Regions from separate parts of the Homo sapiens genome. Here region 1 is linked to region 2. Evidence: chromatin loops called from intact Hi-C (ENCODE). Cell type or tissue: CD14-positive monocyte. All regions are shown on one strand. Each heading gives the region's core, and the rest is flanking DNA. Links, peaks and the distances in the headings are about the cores only. Region 1 has its middle 15 kb from the start of LINC02660. Region 2 overlaps LOC107984195 (a long non-coding RNA gene).

Evidence for each region. Peaks named below come from ENCODE experiments on the same cell type or tissue, not always from the same donor. Only the 100,000 strongest peaks of a DNase experiment are listed, where the experiment ranks them.
Region 1: a loop joins it to region 2, with 1.9 times the contacts of the local background. A loop is called at or near these places in 4 of 110 quality-filtered maps.

What each region holds. Positions count from the first base shown.
Region 1 is chr10:3,892,956-3,901,296 of GRCh38, forward strand. No RefSeq gene overlaps it. Among named protein-coding and RNA genes, the nearest start is that of LINC02660, 15 kb to the right of the region's middle. RefSeq lists enhancers at 219-1,418, 1,322-1,839 and a silencer at 2,305-2,476. In CD14-positive monocyte, for the core only: no CTCF peak of the experiment used is centred there; DNase peaks (open chromatin) are centred at 306, 1,056, 2,226, 3,386 and 1 weaker place.
Region 2 is chr10:4,049,063-4,057,403 of GRCh38, forward strand. LOC107984195 (a long non-coding RNA gene) reads left to right here. Exons shown (of 10, transcript NR_176060.1): 3 at 2,655-3,095; 4 at 6,137-6,271. Among named protein-coding and RNA genes, the nearest start is that of MIR6078, 62 kb to the left of the region's middle. In CD14-positive monocyte, for the core only: no CTCF peak of the experiment used is centred there; DNase peaks (open chromatin) are centred at 2,169, 2,729 and 5,149; H3K4me3 peaks cover 2,037 bases; H3K27ac peaks cover 3,416 bases.

The DNA of each region.
Region 1 (8,341 bases), core at 213-8,212, 160 kb before region 2:
AGCAGCCTGCCCTCCACCACTCCCTGCGTGGGAGCAGATCTGATGTGCCAGGTTCCCTCCGGGGCATCCACCCCTGCCGTCTCGGGGATGGCTTCAGTTGTTTCTGTGTCAACGGTTTCCTCTGAGGGCCTCTGCTGTGTGGCGTTACTTCTCAATTACATGTGCCCGAGACATTTTCCCTTCTTTTTGACATTTCAGAAATGCCATTTGATATGTTAACTGACGCTGTTATTTTGGCTGGAGCAATTTATAAAAGGTGTGTTTCTTTCAACTTCTGCTTTCTCCCAGGACAATCACTTACACACTGGAAAGCTTTCTCTGGTCGTGTGAGACTGCTGTGTGTGACACTGTAAAACAGCAATGGTGACACTCTCAAGGTGGTTCTGTAGAGTAGAATATATACATATATTGATGAGTTTCAAATATTTAAAAAAAACATATTTTGTAAAATCATTTACCATAAAGGAGAAAAAAGCAATTCGTGTGATGTCCCCAAGCCACCAAATTCGTGATCTAATTCATTTCTGGACAATGGTTCTGAATAGAATCATGAGGAAGGAATAGCTTAATCAATGCTTTTATATGTCCTCCCGGAAACTGAATTTATACCAACCCATTCTCTTGCAGAAGAGATCAAGTCATCCATTTGAACTTTCTTTTCAATTTCTAGCTTAATATTAAAAAAAATACTTTTTGCAGGAATCCTTTCTTGGCTTGAAGACCCTTGGGTTTATTCGATCTGGTCATGGATCTCTGTCCACAGGGAAAAGTGTTCTTATGACCCATATTCCAGCCCTTATCCCCCTGTTTTCTACGAGAACATCACAGCCCCTAAAAAAACAAATTGTGTGAGGAACCGCAGTAAGAAGATTTGAAAATGAAGGGAAGAGTTAGTTGAAAGCCACGTCCACAAGTATTTACATCGAGGTTAAATGTTAAGAAATTCCCTGACTGGGACTTTTTATAATTGCAGTGAATTAGACAAAAATAGATTTCAGTTTAAAAAATGGACGGCTGACTTTGTTCATCAGTGGAACTACATTTAACATGATGGACTAGAAGTGAAAATCCTAAAGGGGGAAATATAAATTGGCTAATTTGTGGTTGCAACCTGACATTCTAAAGACAGAGGAAAATGAAGTCAACTTGCCTGTAGACAGCTGGGTGATGTGGTTTTCAGCTGTTGTTTAACCTTCTCAGTGTTTATCACTGTATATGGACTGTTTACCCTTTTCTCTCTTTCTGCTTTTTCTCTTAGGCATTTATCTGATTTCTTACTTTCCTAAGAGCCCCTCCCTGCCTTTTCTCTCACTTAGCCCTTCTCCTCAAAGCCCTCAGTATTGATGTGGGATTGAGGAGACGGGATCAGCGATGGGATCGGAGAGGGCTGGAATCTGTTTCTGGTGGAGGGAAGGTTGCATCAGCCACTTCCCTCGGCTCCCGTAGAGGCCATTCCTAGCGAAGCACGTATGTCTCACTGTGAATCCAAAACAGAGGTGCTTAGAGGAGATTTACTCCTTCAGTAATATATCCACTAAAAGGTTCAGCCATATGCCGGGTCGAGCAAGTTAAAAAAAAAAGAAAGAAAAAAAATGTTGACTGGTCCAGCCTCTGCCATTGTGATATGTACAGATATTATTGACAGATTCATATATAAACCTCTGAGTTCCCCTGCAGAAAAAGCTACTTTGGGCTGGGTGTGGTGGCTCATGCCTGTAATCCCAGCACTTTGGGAGGCCGAGGTGGGCAGATCACTTGAGGCCAGGAGTTTGAGGCCACCCTGACCAACATTGTGAAACCCCGTCTCTACTGAAAAAATACAAAAATTAGCCAGGCATGGTGGCATTGACCTGTAGTCCCAGCTACGTGGGAGGCTGAGGCAGGAGAATCGCTTGAACCCGGGAGGTGGAGGTCACAGTGAGCCGAGATCGCGGCATTGCACTCCAGCCTGGGCAACAAGAGTGAAACTCCGTCTCAAAAAACAAACAAAAAAAGAAAAAAGAAAAAAAAAAGTTGGAGTGTGTGGTCTAGGGAGGAACGTGCTATTCCATGTCCTGTTTGCATCGCTCCTTGCTTATCTCAGCTCTACTATGACTTTTCTGTTATTATTATTGTTACTGTTATTTTTGGGAGGTAGTGAGATGGCTCTCCAGCCAGCCTGTCTTGCTCCTATCCTGGCTGTATCCTTTCCTAGCATGTGATGTTGGATGAATCACCTGGTAAATCTGTTATTTCATAAATGCTGATTATTAACACTGGTTCCTCCTCTAAGTTCTCTGCTATTATTCTCCCTTTCCTGCCCCTGCTTATCATTCTTGTGCTACATTAGTCTTATTTGTCTTCTCACCAGTGGCTAAGACATCTTATCCTTTGACTAATTGTCCTCAGGGTGGCCCGCCCCCCCACCCACCCCGCCCAGCTGACTGCATGGCCAGAGCTTTATTTATTTCCTTAAGGGCACTGACGTCCACGAGCTGCTGTCCTCTTCTGAGTTTCCTGTCACCTTGGCTGGAGCGTGACTGCTCAGGGAATAGAGCATCTCCCATGTTTGTCTCCATTGCCAGTATCTAGGGCCTAATGTAGAGTATTACAAAGAAGGAAAGAAATGGATGAATCAGTGAATGAGTAAATTATACATTTGCTTTAAGCCACAAATAATGCACATTTGGAAAGTGTTTGAGGCAAAATGTTTCTGAAGCTGCTTATGTGCCTCATAAATTATCTTTTTCCGATGACTAATGTGGCAGTTTACTTGACTGGCCATAGATATTATTTTATTTTATTTTACTATTTTTTCTTATTTTTCTTTATTGAGACGGAGTCTCGCTCTGTCGCCCAGGTTGCAGTGCAGTGGCATGAACTCAGCTCACTGCAACCTCCATCTCCTGGTTTCGAGCGATTCTCCTGCCTCAGCCTCCTGACTAGCTGGGACTACAGGCACCCACCACCGTGCCCAGCTAATTTTTTGTATTTTTAGTAGAGATGGAGTTTTGCCATGTTGGCCTGGCTGGTGTCGAACTACTGACCTCAGGTGATCCACCTGCCTCAGCCTCTCAAAGTGCTGCGATTCCAGGAGTGAGCCACCATGCCTGGCTGACGGGCCATAGATTTTTAAAAAGAAGTTGCGGAGGTCTAGAGTCCCAATGGGAAGATTGGTGGTGTTTTTCTAACCTTCTTCATCTCGAGATAGCAGAATCTGATAATTGCAGTTTATATATTCCCGTGTTTTGTGGAAGGCAACCTATGCATTCAATCAGAGGTGGATTTTCCACGGAACTAAAGCAGCTGTGGGGCCTCCCTCAGGAGCTCACATGGTCATACGTTGTATGTATTTCTCAAAAGTCACGTAACCACACTGGCTAAGGTCACCGTTTCTTTTCACTTTGACTTACCCGCACTGCAGCCGGTGGTGGAAGCTACAGGGAGCTTTTGGGGCCTAACAGGAAGTTAAGCTGGGATTATGCCATTTTAGTAGCAATTGAGAAAGCCATTGTGGAATGTTTCAATAAAGTGAGAAATTCCAAACTTCTAAATTTGTGACTTTAAATGATACCGTTTTTAGGCATCCTTAAAGTTATATGCAGGCCAGGTGTGCTGGCTTATGCCTGTAATATCAGAACTTCGGTGGGAGGCCAAGGTGGGAGGACTGCTTTAGCCAAGGAGTTCGAGACCACCCTGGGCAATGTAGGGAGACTCCGTCTCTACAAATTAATTAAAAAATTAGCTGGGTGTGGTGGCATATGCCTGTGGTCCCAGCTACTAGGGAGGCTGAGACAGGAGGATCACCTGAGCGCAGGAGGTTGAGGCTGCAATGATCATGCCATTGCACGCCAGCCTGGGCCACAGAGTAAGACTCAGTCTCAAAAGTAAAATAAAGTAAAAGTTATTTACAAAAGAACTGAGAGCAAGATCAGATACAAATCAATAAAACATGAAACAGAAGCAATAGGAATAACGACATCTGTAGAAGTTATTCTCACGCAGAGAAGTAAATTGTACAAGAAGGTTTAGGATCATACTGAAAGTAGCAATTTACTGAAAAGAAAAGATAAGTTTCAAATAGGAAGATTAAACAGTAATTTACAACTAGTTATTACACACAAATAATGAGATGCCCTGACATTTTTAAAGTTAATGTGTGAAAGAAGTTGATGGTAGTTTTCCCAAATTCGACCAGGAACCTCAAAAATTTATCTGATACTATCAACAAGAAGCTGTAAAGCTGAAAGTTACTTCTGTAAGCTACGAAAAACTAGTTTCGGATGACAGCTACTGTGGGAAAAACGGAATAATCTCTCTGCTATCTCTTGAAAAGGATGTTACAAAATCATTGACACAAAGAAGCACTCAAAGAATGGGTCACTAAAAGCTATAGGAAAGTTGTGTTCAAAATACACCGGGCAGTGACTGAATCAAGTATTATGTAATTCTTCTGGAATTTGTGATGCTTACGGTATTTGTCATCTTTATAACATTCATAATTTATTTTGATTTCTCTTTCCCCAAAAATGATGACTTTCACATTTGTATTTTGGATTCTTGTTGATAAAATGAGACCCTTAAGGTATATAAGCATCAGGCGCCACAAATCCTGGATCTCCTATTATTTTACATGCTCTCTATTTCAGATTTTTTTTTTTTTTTTTTGATGGAGTCTTGCTCAGTCACTTAGGCTGGAGTGCAGTGACACCATTTCGGCTCATTGCCACCTCTGCCCCCAGGGTTCAAGTGATTCTTCTGCCTCAGCATCCTGAGTAGCTGGGACTACAGGAGCAGGCCACCGTGCCCAGCTAATTTTTTGTATTTTTAGTAGAGATGGGGTTTTGCCATGTTGGCCAAGCTGGTCTCGAACTCCTGACCTCATGATCCGCCCGCCTTGGCCTCCCAAAGTGCTGGGATTACAGGCAGGAGCCACCGCACCCAGCCTCCATTTCAGATTTCTGATGGCTGTACTCTCATTGCACTAATATCCGTGAACTTGAGAAACTTTACATCACTCTTCCACAGTCTCTAGTCAACTGTTAATTATGTTTTTAAGCCTGTGTGAAAAAGTTCCATTTCTTTTTTAAAGGAGATTTCCATTTGTATTAATGTTGACTAAACTTCTTTCGGAAGACTGCAGTGATCAAGGAAGAGAAAAGCTAATGTAACATATGAAAATTGGGTTGGCACATATTTAAAATAATGCATATAAATTATGGGAACTTGAATATTGACTCATCTGGGTAGCAAATAACACTATCAAAGAATTCAAGTCACAGAATAGGCTATCATTCCAAGTATCTGCCTACTTTGCAGAAAGGAGTCCTAGATTAGAAAGGGTATTATGCCTGGGCATGAGCACCAAGACATGGGGGCTCTGGGGGTCATCTTGGAGGCTAAGGTGTGTTCTCCACAGTTCAGCCATTACATCACAGTAAAGTGGAAAGGTTGCTTCTAGCTCCAAATCCTTCAAGGATGTCCCATTTTGCTCAGAGCTTGTATTGCCTAGAAGCCCTGCACAATCTGTCCCCACCCTATGCACCATTGTTACTTCTCAGATTTGATCTCCTATTACATGCCCCTCTTTAAATATTATATATATATATATGTATGCTTTTTTTTTTTTGGGGGGGGACAGGGTCTCCCTCTGTTGCCCAGGCTGGAGTGTAGTGGTGTGATCTTCTCGGCTCACTGCAACCTCCACCTCCCGGGTTCAAGTGACTCTTCTGCCTCAGCCTCCTGAGTAGCTGGGATTATGGGTGCTCGCTACCATGCACGGCTAATTTTTGCATTTTTAGTAGAGACAGAGTTTCAGCATGTTGGCTGGGCTGGTCTCAAACTCCTGACCTCAATTAATCCACCCACCTTGGCCTCCCAAAGTGCTGGGATAACAGGCTTGAGCCACCCGCCCGGCCCTCTTTAAATATTTCTTCCTCAGAGTCTTTGCCTCTGGCTGGAATGTTCTCCCCTTGAAGACACCTCCAGGTCTTTGCAGACATCTGCTTCCCTTGTCTGGCCCTGCTATGCAGCTCTGTGCTTTATCTACAGCCATGGCATAGGAAGCAGCCTGAGACATGACACGGCTGCCTCATGCCCAGCTTGTTGAGTACCACGTGACCTCCCTGCAGGTAAGGACATTTGTCTGCATTATTTTCTGCTTGCTCAGGACCTGGCATGAAAGAGGCATTAGATACATATTTGCTCTTCTTGCATTTTTTTCATGATTAGGCATATTCTGTTTTGGCTCCTTGTAGAGCTCTTGGATTAGGTTCAATTTGCTAAACGTGTAAACCTATAAATTTTAGGATGCTTTTATCCAGAGCTGTTTCATTTCATCATCTTTCCAACCCTGGGAAGTAAGGGCTATTATATTATTATTATTATTATTATTATTATTATTATTATTATTATTCCTTCTTTACATTTAAGGAAGCTGAGGCCCAGAGAACTTCACAGCCAAGACCCAGCAAAGCCAAGCTGATGCTTGGATCTTTGATTGAAACTGTGCTCATTCCACCTCTTTATACTGCCCTTTAGAAAGGGTCAGTGATGGCCGGGCCTGGCAGCTCATGCCTGCAATCTAAGCACTTTGGGAGGCTGAAGCAAGAGGGTTTCTTGAGCCCAGGAGTTTGAGACCAGCCTGGGCAACATGGCAAAACCCTGTGTTTACAAAAAAATACAAAAAGTAGCCAGCCATAGTGGTGCACATGCCTGTGGTCCCAGCTACTCTGGAGGCTGAGGCAGGAGGATTGCTTGAGCCTGGGAGTTGAGACTGCAGTGAGCCATGACCACACCCTGCACTCCAGCCTGGGCAACAGTGAGAGACCTTGGAAAAGAAAGAAAAGAAAGGAAAGAAAGAAAGGAAAGAAAGAAAGAAAGAAAGAAAGAAAGAAAGAAAGAAAGAAAGAAAGAAAGAAAGAAAGAAAGAAGGAAGGAAGGAAGGAAGGAGGGAGAAAGAAAGAAAGAAAAGAAAGAAAGAAAAAGAAAAGAAAGAGAAAAAAAGAAAGGATCAATGAGATGGTAGCACTTTGACACACTTTTTTTTTATTATGCACTTTTTTAATTGAAGATAATTAGGAAACTAGGAAGAAAAAGCAAAATTAAATAAAATAATTGTAAAACTGAATGAGAGTTAGCTTATGAAGAATCAAAAGCACTTAACCAAGACACAGCGTAAAGACGACTGAACTAGGCCGGGCGTGGTGGCTCACGCCTGTTATCCCAGCACTTTGGAAGGCTGAGGCGGGTACATCATTTGAGGTCAGGAGTTCAAGACCAGCCTGTCCAACATGGTGAAACTCTGTCCCTACTAAAAATACAAAAATTAGCTGGGTGTGGTGGTGGGTGCCTGTAGTCCCAGTTACTCAGGAGGCTGAGGCAGGAGAATCCCTTGAACCCGGGAAGGGGAGGCTGCAGTGAACTGAGATCACGCCACTGAACGCCAGCCTGGGTGACAGAGTGAGACTCCGTCTCAAACAAACAAACTAACTAAAAAACCCACTGAACTAAAAGTCAGGATATGTGGTTTAAGGGCTAACTGTTCTTACATAAAATATACAACTTTGGAAATTGTATTCACACTTGCTGAGCCTTCGGTTTCTTATCTATAAAATGGGGTTAAAAATACCTACTTCATTGGCAGGCCATGGTGGCTCATGCCTGTAATCTCAGCAGTTTGGGAGGTACAGGTGGGATGATTCATTGAAGCTAAGTGTTTGAAATCAGCCTGGGCAACACTGCAAGACCTCATCTCTACTAAAAATAAAAAAAATTAGCTGAGTATGGAGGCACATGTCTGTAGTCAGCTATTCTAGAGGCTGAAGCAGGAGGATTGCTTGGGCCCAGGATTTGGAGGCTGTAGTGAGGTATGATAGCACCACTGCATTCCAGCCTGGGGCACAGATTGAGACCCTGACTCTAAAAAAAAACCACAAAAAATACTGTGTTCTATGCTCATTCCGTGGGTGACGGGATTTTTTGTGTCCCAGACCTCAGCATCATGTAATATACCCGTGTAACAAATCTGCACATGTTCCCCTGTATCTAAAATAAAAGTTGAAGAAAAAACAAAAAAAAATCTACTTTATAAAAGTGATTATGTGAGAACATAGTGTGGAAAAAAACATTTTAAATTATATCCCTATATGAGTGTAAGGCATCACTGCCATAACTTTGAAAAATAGTGTGTTTCACCTAGAAACACTGAACCTCCAAACAATCTAAACATTTAAATGAATGTATTTCAAATCCATCTATGTGAAATTTATAAAATTTATAATAGTCATGTAATGACCAAATTATATAGAGACTTATTAGTCAGATCAACCAATACATATTGAGTTCTCATTATATTCTTAAC
Region 2 (8,341 bases), core at 242-8,241:
AATTACATATTTAACCAATCTTTGACTAATATTCTCAGTAACCTAAAACAGTCTAAATTCAACAACGGGGAAACCAAAAAACTGAACACAAATGCATTGATTTTACAGCCTTGTTTAGGGTTTTTGTAGGCATAGAAATAATATGACATTACATAAGGGTATGGATTTCAGGGATAGAGATCAGTCACCAGCACACCGGGGAACACATTTTGTCTCATTCCATGATCTATCAAAGAGCTGTTAGAAATCCTAGGGCGAGCACACGGCTGGTGGCCATTCACTGCAAGGAAGGAGAACTGTTCTTTTATTTTTACATGCCAACATCTAATTATGAGAACATTAGCCATTTCACTTATAGAAATCTGTAGATAGTCTTATTTTATTCTCTAATCACAAGTAATATTTCCCATGGTATTAAGAGAGTCAAATTAACTATGATTGCATTCTCACAGCCTGGGAGCTAGACTCCACTCGGGACATCTTTGACGGTGCTGGATGAGAGCTGCTTATTCATTCTGCCTTCAACTATTGTCTGCTATTTTGTAAAGTTTCACCGAAAGATTTGAACGTGGTTTTGGAAATGAACCACCTCCATGCTCAAGCTTGAAAGTTTTCAATACGTGCATATGAACTGAGAACAGGGAGCCTAGGAGAGGCTGAGGATGAGGAAGAATGGGCGGTGTCTTCTGTGATCGAGTTTCCTTAGCGGGGCATTTGTTCCTGGGGGCAGAATTTAGGCACCAGATCAGACTTCTCTACAGAATCAGCTAAGCTGGCTGAGCTGATCTTGAGTAAAGTAGTAAAGTAAATGATGAATTTGTTGATGAGAATCAGCAAATCTAGTCCTACCACTTCATTCCTACTAATCCTTGGCTGGGCTGGGAGGACTTTGTGTGGTAGGGAAACCCATTGCCATGGTTCTAATCCTCACATCCTGGGTGCGCATGGTGCATGTGGCTGCCTTGCCTGGAACATGTGTTCATAGACTGTTCCACATCCTTGGAAAGTTAAGGGGGCTTTACCTAGAGTCTTGTGCCATCTGGATGTCTACCTCTGACTTGCTTCTCTTTAATGAAATTCATGACATGTGAAGTAGTGACCGCCGATTGATGCCAAACAGCAATTTGAGCCTCATTACTGACAATGTTTGTAAAAGCACAAAGTGAACCATTGTGGAAAATTAAGGGAAATGGTACTTATTACGTAATAATAAGAAACTTACACATTATTTTTATTTGGTGGAGATACTTTGGATGGATTTGTATGAGCTAAAATCACATTTTTCCCTTGGCCGGTCTTAATCACACTCCAAGTCTTTGCACTTTCTCATGTTCTCACAGAAGCATCATAGTCATCACTGGAGCAGGCAGGGATTGCTATCCCCATTTTACAGATGATGAGACTGAGATGTGAAGCTCTTTATGAGCATCATAACAACTAACACTTACTGAGTGCTTATAACATGGGAGGCATTATTCAGAATGCTTATGGGTATCAACTAATGAATGTAATCCCAAGGTCAAACTACGAGGTAGGTTCTAGTATTATTTCCATTTTGTAGATGAGAAATTGAGGCACAGAGAGTCTGAGCAACTTGCCTGTGGTCACACAGCTAATAACTGGAACCTAGTTATTCTGTCTTCGGAGCTTCCATTTTAACCACTTTGCTATGCTGTCTTTGTCATTACAGTTCTATAACTAATACTCACTTGCACTTGTCTGTTTATACATCTGCCCTTCCTTTACAGAATTTGAGCTTCTTGAAGGAGATCATTTGTTTCATTCACATTTTAAAATTTTGGTGTTGACATAGTATCCCGGCAAAAGGCTGGTTTTCAATCTGTGCTCACTTGAATATATAAGAATAATTAATCTGCTGCTGGTTTCCTACGAATAAACATTCATGCTACAACTTGAAATCAGCCTTTTGACTTTTAATCTTTTGAAATGTGATTTCAAGGTTTATGTTTTCTGTCTAAAATAGGTCAAATTGTTTTTTGAACAATGTATTCCTTGTCTCAGTTCCAACTGTGAGTATGGGTCAGTTTTCTGGAATGGTCAAGAATAGTTTGACCACACACAAATGTTCACAAGCAAATGGAAATTTGTTTCTAACTTTCCCTTTGCCAAATCACATGCGACACTGTCAGTCCAGACCCTCCTTTTACTTCCTGCTCTCGTTTTCCTCCCCAGCTCCCAGCCTATCTGCGCGAGCTTCTGTGTCCTAAATAACTTGGGAGTTACCAGTCTTCTTTAAGGATCTGGTGTTCTAAAAGGTTTCTAAAGAATTTTATGAGGTTTTTATTACTTAATTGACAAGAATTTATTAGCTAGAGTGGCAAGTAAATAAGGACGTCTTAAAAACAAAAAGTTGTTTTACTTCCCATTTCACTTTCTCTCTCTCTAGCTGTTTTCCTTCACTAATATTTCCAAAACACACAACAACAGTTGGCATCGCTCGCATATAAACAGCTCTTCCATGTCACTGAGAAAACGAGCAAGATCCAGGGAGGAAAAATGGATACAGGATATAAATAGAAAATCCTCAAAACAGGAATTTCAAAATGTCAACAAACAGGCAAAACTTTCTTTCAACAGCGCTATTATGACTGGTATGTTTCACTTGCTTTTTTTTTTTTTTTCTTTTTCTCCAGCAAATTGCTCAAATGTCGGTGTGCTCTCATGAACAGAAACGATGGCACGGTGGGTCCTGGTCTCAAGACTTCCTCTCAATGATTCAGAGGTCTTGGGGGTTTTTTGTCTGAATATCAGGCAAAGAGGAAGGACGGCTACAATGGAGGAGTCTCCTACCACGCTTGTGGTCGTCACTGTAGTGCTCAGTTGAATGGTGTGTCCATTGGGGTTGGAGTCCCCATCCTGTTCTGGGTCCTGGCCCCCCACAGGCTCCAGGGACATAACCCTTCCAGTTCAGGATCATGTGCTGGGGCACTGTTCCCTGAGGTGGGACTCTGGGCTGTAACAGCTGCTTTTGAAGCATGTTCCAGCTTCAACCACGTGCTTGGACGACACCAGCTCTTCCCACATACTCTTCCCCAGCTCTTGTGTTGAGTTTGGCTTCCACCTTCCTCCAGCTGGTAAGGTTCTCTGTTTCTCTTTGATGTGTGGGTTTCAAATCTTGGTCATAATCCCTTCACCTGCCATGCTCTGTTCTACCTTGAATAGGCTTTCATATTTTGAATTCTGGACCAGAGATGGGTTCTTGATACTCATCTTTTCCAGAAAATTTTGCATTGCTTTTGCAAGCAAGCCTGAGCCAACGGCAGAACTCTGCATCGCGCTGTGTTTCAGGGTGGGAAAGCCTTGGCCGCAGGGTAGGGAGTCTCATTCAATATCTGCTGTGGTGACACTGTCTCCTGCCACATAGAGAAGCTGCCAGCATAATGTTACATATGCTGCATGGTTGCACCCACTTATACTGGCAATCAAAACTACATGAATTACTGCAACAAAGAAAGTATTTTTGTCTATTGAATGATCCAAAATTACAAAAAAAAAGTGAAAAAGTGGCTACACTTATGCATCATTTATGGGAGTGTAAATTATATATATATATATTAAACAGGGTCTCGCTATGTTGCCCAAGCCATTCTGGAGCTCCTGCGCTTAAGTGATCCTCCTGCCTCAGCCTCCCAAGTAACTGGAATTATAAATGTGAGCCACTGTGCCCAGCAATTACAAAATTTTTGGAATGCAATTGGGAAGTACAGCTGAAAAACTTCAGCAACGTGGGCTGTTTGATTGTACAATCGCACTTCTTGGAATTTATCCTACAGAAATCAGTAGTCAAGTTCACAAAAACTGACAATAGCCATTACAGAGAAGCAGAAGAAAGGGAAATAAAAACATTCAAACCTACCAACAGGAGATTGGACAAATAAATCATGTTATAACTATACAATGGGCTATTATGTAACCATTAAAATGATCATCTATTCTAGATCTATACTTATTGCAATATAATAATAACCATAATATATAGTTATTTGATAAAAGAAGGTAGCACATGTGAGGTAGTACATCTCATTTCTATTAGAAAAAACTACACACAAACACAAACATCGAAGAAAGGGATCTGGGAAGAGAAGACAAGAAGCTCCCGGTGCATTGCTCGGGAGAAACACAACCTATGCCGTCAGTAACTAATTCCCAGGGCGACATCATTGGCAATTTCACTTATTTATGTTTTTCAATATTGATTATATACATATATATATATATATATATACATATTTAACCAAGATATTATAAGATTATTTTTATTTTTTTGATTACCATTTGTGTGATTGTGGTTCCCAAGTGCCAGGCTCCACAGAAAGTTTTACAATCATTTACAGCTGAAGTCTCAAAACTGCCTCAGGTCAGAATCACCGCGATTCTGTGCTTTTATAAATGAGGCATGCAGAATTGAAACAATTTTACAAGTTCATAAAACTAGTGACCAGTGGAGCTGGTATTTGAACCCTGACCGTCTTGTATGATCATGAATTATTCTCATGGTCAGAAAAAGAGATGATAAAAATCTACTTATTGAAAAAGAAGAAAAGAAAGTATTTCTCTCATCTTCATAACACTGGACAATACTTAACCTCTTTATTCATAAAATATTAAACAAATGCAAAGTTAAATAAGAGGTTGCTATTTTTTTTTTTTTGCTTTTTGTTTTCTCTTTCCACCCAGAGTCTAGAGTATTTCATAGTTAATTTTCTGGTTATTAAAGATATCATCAAGCTGAACATTCTTTCATTACAAGGGATAATCAGCTGATTTCTGTGTTTTTCTTCTCTGTGAGAAACATGCCCACAGAAACTGTTCTTTCCAAATCTACTCATGGACATATTAAAAAGAAGGTCTGCTCCCCTGATGATGCAAGAGGCCCAAGAGTCCGAATGGCAGACCTGATCAAGTGGGCTTGATCACAGGGGCTTGGCTGCTACGAATGCTTGGTGGTGTCCATAGATTACAGAGGTAGACGGTGTTTGTGTTAGTCTGTTCTCATACTGCTATAAAGATACTACCCAGACTGGTTAATTTATAAACAAAGGAGGTTTAATTGACTCAGAGTTCTGCATGCTCGGGAGGCCTCAGGAAACTTACTGTCATGATGGAAGGGGAAGTAGGTACCTTCCTCACAAGGCAGCAGAAGAGAGTGTGTGTGCGAAGGAGGAACTGTCAAACGCTTATAAAACCATCAGGGATCTAGTGCAAACTCACTCGCTATCACGAGAACAGCATGGGGGAAACTACCTCCATGATCCAATCACCTGCCTCCCTGGACAGGTGGGAATTACAATTCAAGATGAGATTTGGGTGGAAACACAGAACCAAACCGTATCAATGTTGATTAGCTATTGGGCAAATCCATGGCAGAAAACTTACTATAAAAACCAGATATTCACAACATTTCCAGCTGCACAGAGAACACTGACAGATGCATGAAAGAAATGTTTTCTGCCACCACGAGCTTTCTGCCATTCTGGAAATAAATAACATACACAGAACACACACAAATACACATGAAATACTATCTCATTATTCCTCCCAGAAAATCTTAAGGCTCATATCCACACACATACATGCATGCACACACATACACTGTTGCTGGACTGTCAAAAAGTAATTTAGGATCACAGTTCCACCACTCTCACACCCACAATAAAGGACAAAGTCAGATAAAGTCAGATGTAGGCTGAGCCCCAAAGCTGCCTTCGTCTCCAGGGAATCTCAGATGACAGTGGAGGGTCTGTGGGAGGAGAGGCCAAGGCTCAGAACCACCAGGCGGGGTCAGAAGGAGACTTCGATGGCTGCACCTTCTGCATGAGAGTGAACTAGAAATAAACACACCTGACAGAAGGGAACACCAGAAAGATGTGCATTCCATCATCCTGGCCCTGAGTGTAGGGAAATGAATCAACAAAGCACTCCTGATCATAACCAGAACCTGGCCCTCACATCAAATTGTAATGCTGTCCGAATAAATTTTCAGCAAAATTTTTGGTCCAGTAAACCTTGAAGACAATTTTGAAGTTTAAAATAATATGCTTAAAAGAAGCAAATACAAATGTTTTCTAGAGAAATAGACCTAGAACACAGCCTCAGATAATTCTCACGGTGGTAGGTTTCAAAGATGATGAAAAACATCATGATACCACACACAACACCTCAAGGAAGAAGGCACAATGAGTGAGACACAGCAGACACGACAGACTGCAGAACCAATCCTGCACACTCTTAGACACTGGAATTGACTAAGGTATGATACAGCTATAGTATATTATATAATGTTATATATAATATAAATGTATCATATACATAAATACTATGTTTATTTATAATATTACTTGTAAATAATTTATAATTAAAATATTTATAAATAAAGATACTATTATATATTACCATTATAAATTGTTATAATTATATACCATATAATTATATATTCTTATAAATTATTATCATTATGAATTATATTACTGTTACAAATGATATATTTATGTAATTATATATTATAAATAATAAAAGGTAACATATGTGTATATTATATACATGCTTCATAAAGTTAAATATAGGAATTGACTAAAAAATGTAAGCAAATAATGACGACTCTACAAAACAGCCAAGCAAATTTGAAAGGAAAACACCAAGTGGAATTTCGTTTTTCTTTTTCTTTTTTTTTGAGAAGAAGTCTTGCTCTGTTGCCAGGCTGGAGTGCAGTGGTGTGATCTCAGCTCACTGCAACCTCTGCCTCCTGGGTTCAAGTGATTCTCCTGCCTCAGCCTCCCAAGTAGCTGGGACTACATATGTGCATCACCACACCCAGCTAATTTTTTTTGTATTTTTAGTAGAGACGGGGTTTCACCATGTTGGCCAAATTGGTCTCGATCACTTGACCTTGTATTCCACCCACCTCGGCCTCCCAAAGTGCTAGGATTACAGGCATGAGCCACCGTGCCCAGCCCCAGGTAGGATTTTCAGAAATGATAAATAAAGTGTCTGAAGTTAAAAAATAATAATTCAGTTTCAATTATGAATTACACAGTTGAAGAGACAATTAGTGAATTGGAAAGTAAATCTGATATAATGATATAAATTGTAGTAATAAAGCAAGTAAAATTAAAGAGGTGTGATGAAGAAGGCGAGTTCTAAAATTCATCTACTCAGATTTCCAAAAGAGAGAATTTGAATAGTTAACATGTAAGGAGTTTCCAGATTTGTTGAAAGACGCCTATTCTGAAGTCGAATATCAAGTAGGATACAGTAAAAAGAAAAATCAACAGCTATATTACTCAAAATACAATTTCAAACAAACAGCAGTTACTTAAAGCCCTTAGTGAGAAAATACAGATTAATTTCAAAGGAATCACAATAAGAACTAACGTTTCTTCCCAGATGCAACAAGGGAAATCAAAAAAGACTTGAAATTACTTCCTATTTGTGTTGAAAAATATCAATAGTCAACCTGATTTTATGTTCACTAAAACTGTTTTTCAAGAATGAGTGTAAAATTAAGACATAAAATCTGAGAGTTGCCAAAGGAACCTAAATAAAGAAAAATTTCAGTTTATGGAATTTAAATGTTATAATTAAGATACAGGGCACAAATGTTATAGACATTCAATATGCATAGACCTTTGCGTTGTAATGGAGAAGGGAAGAGATGGTGATTAAATTTTGACTTCTGTATGGGAACTGTTAAATAATACTAAACACTAACATAATAGAAATAGGGACTGTAAATTCAACTTGGTGGAAAATTTTTAAATGTAGGGAGAGGAAAAAAGCCTCTAAATTCAAAAAACGCCAAGAAGGAAGAAAAGTCCAAAAGAATGATAGCACGCATGAGAAGAATAGAAAGCACAATATGAGATAGTAAAATAAAAGTCAAATATGTCAGCAATCCAAAAGGTTCTGATGGAAGAACAGGCTGAGCTTCTGTAAGGAAGAGAAGAGGAGTGGATTTCTCCCTCTCTGGAGAGTCCCCACGAGTGGACATAGGCTTGTGGATGGCCCTGCACACTCTTCTCTCGGCCTGCTTCACTGGCTCTAAGGTGCCTTTTCAGCTGTGACCATAGCTGGGTCTACAGGAACGGGTGAAGGTGGACACCTAGGAGCTCCTTTCTCAGACTGAGACCCAGTCACCCCCAGCAGCCTGTGCACCTTTGCTCCATTCTACTTCCCCCAGCTCACTCATACGTAGCTACGAGCACTCCCAGGACACACTCAGCTCAGGGAAGGACCTGGGAGAAGGTTCTATGAGTAGAAGGAAGAAGTGGAGAATGGAAACTGTAGGCAATTAGCACTCTTCCCTTCAACACTAAATGGGAAT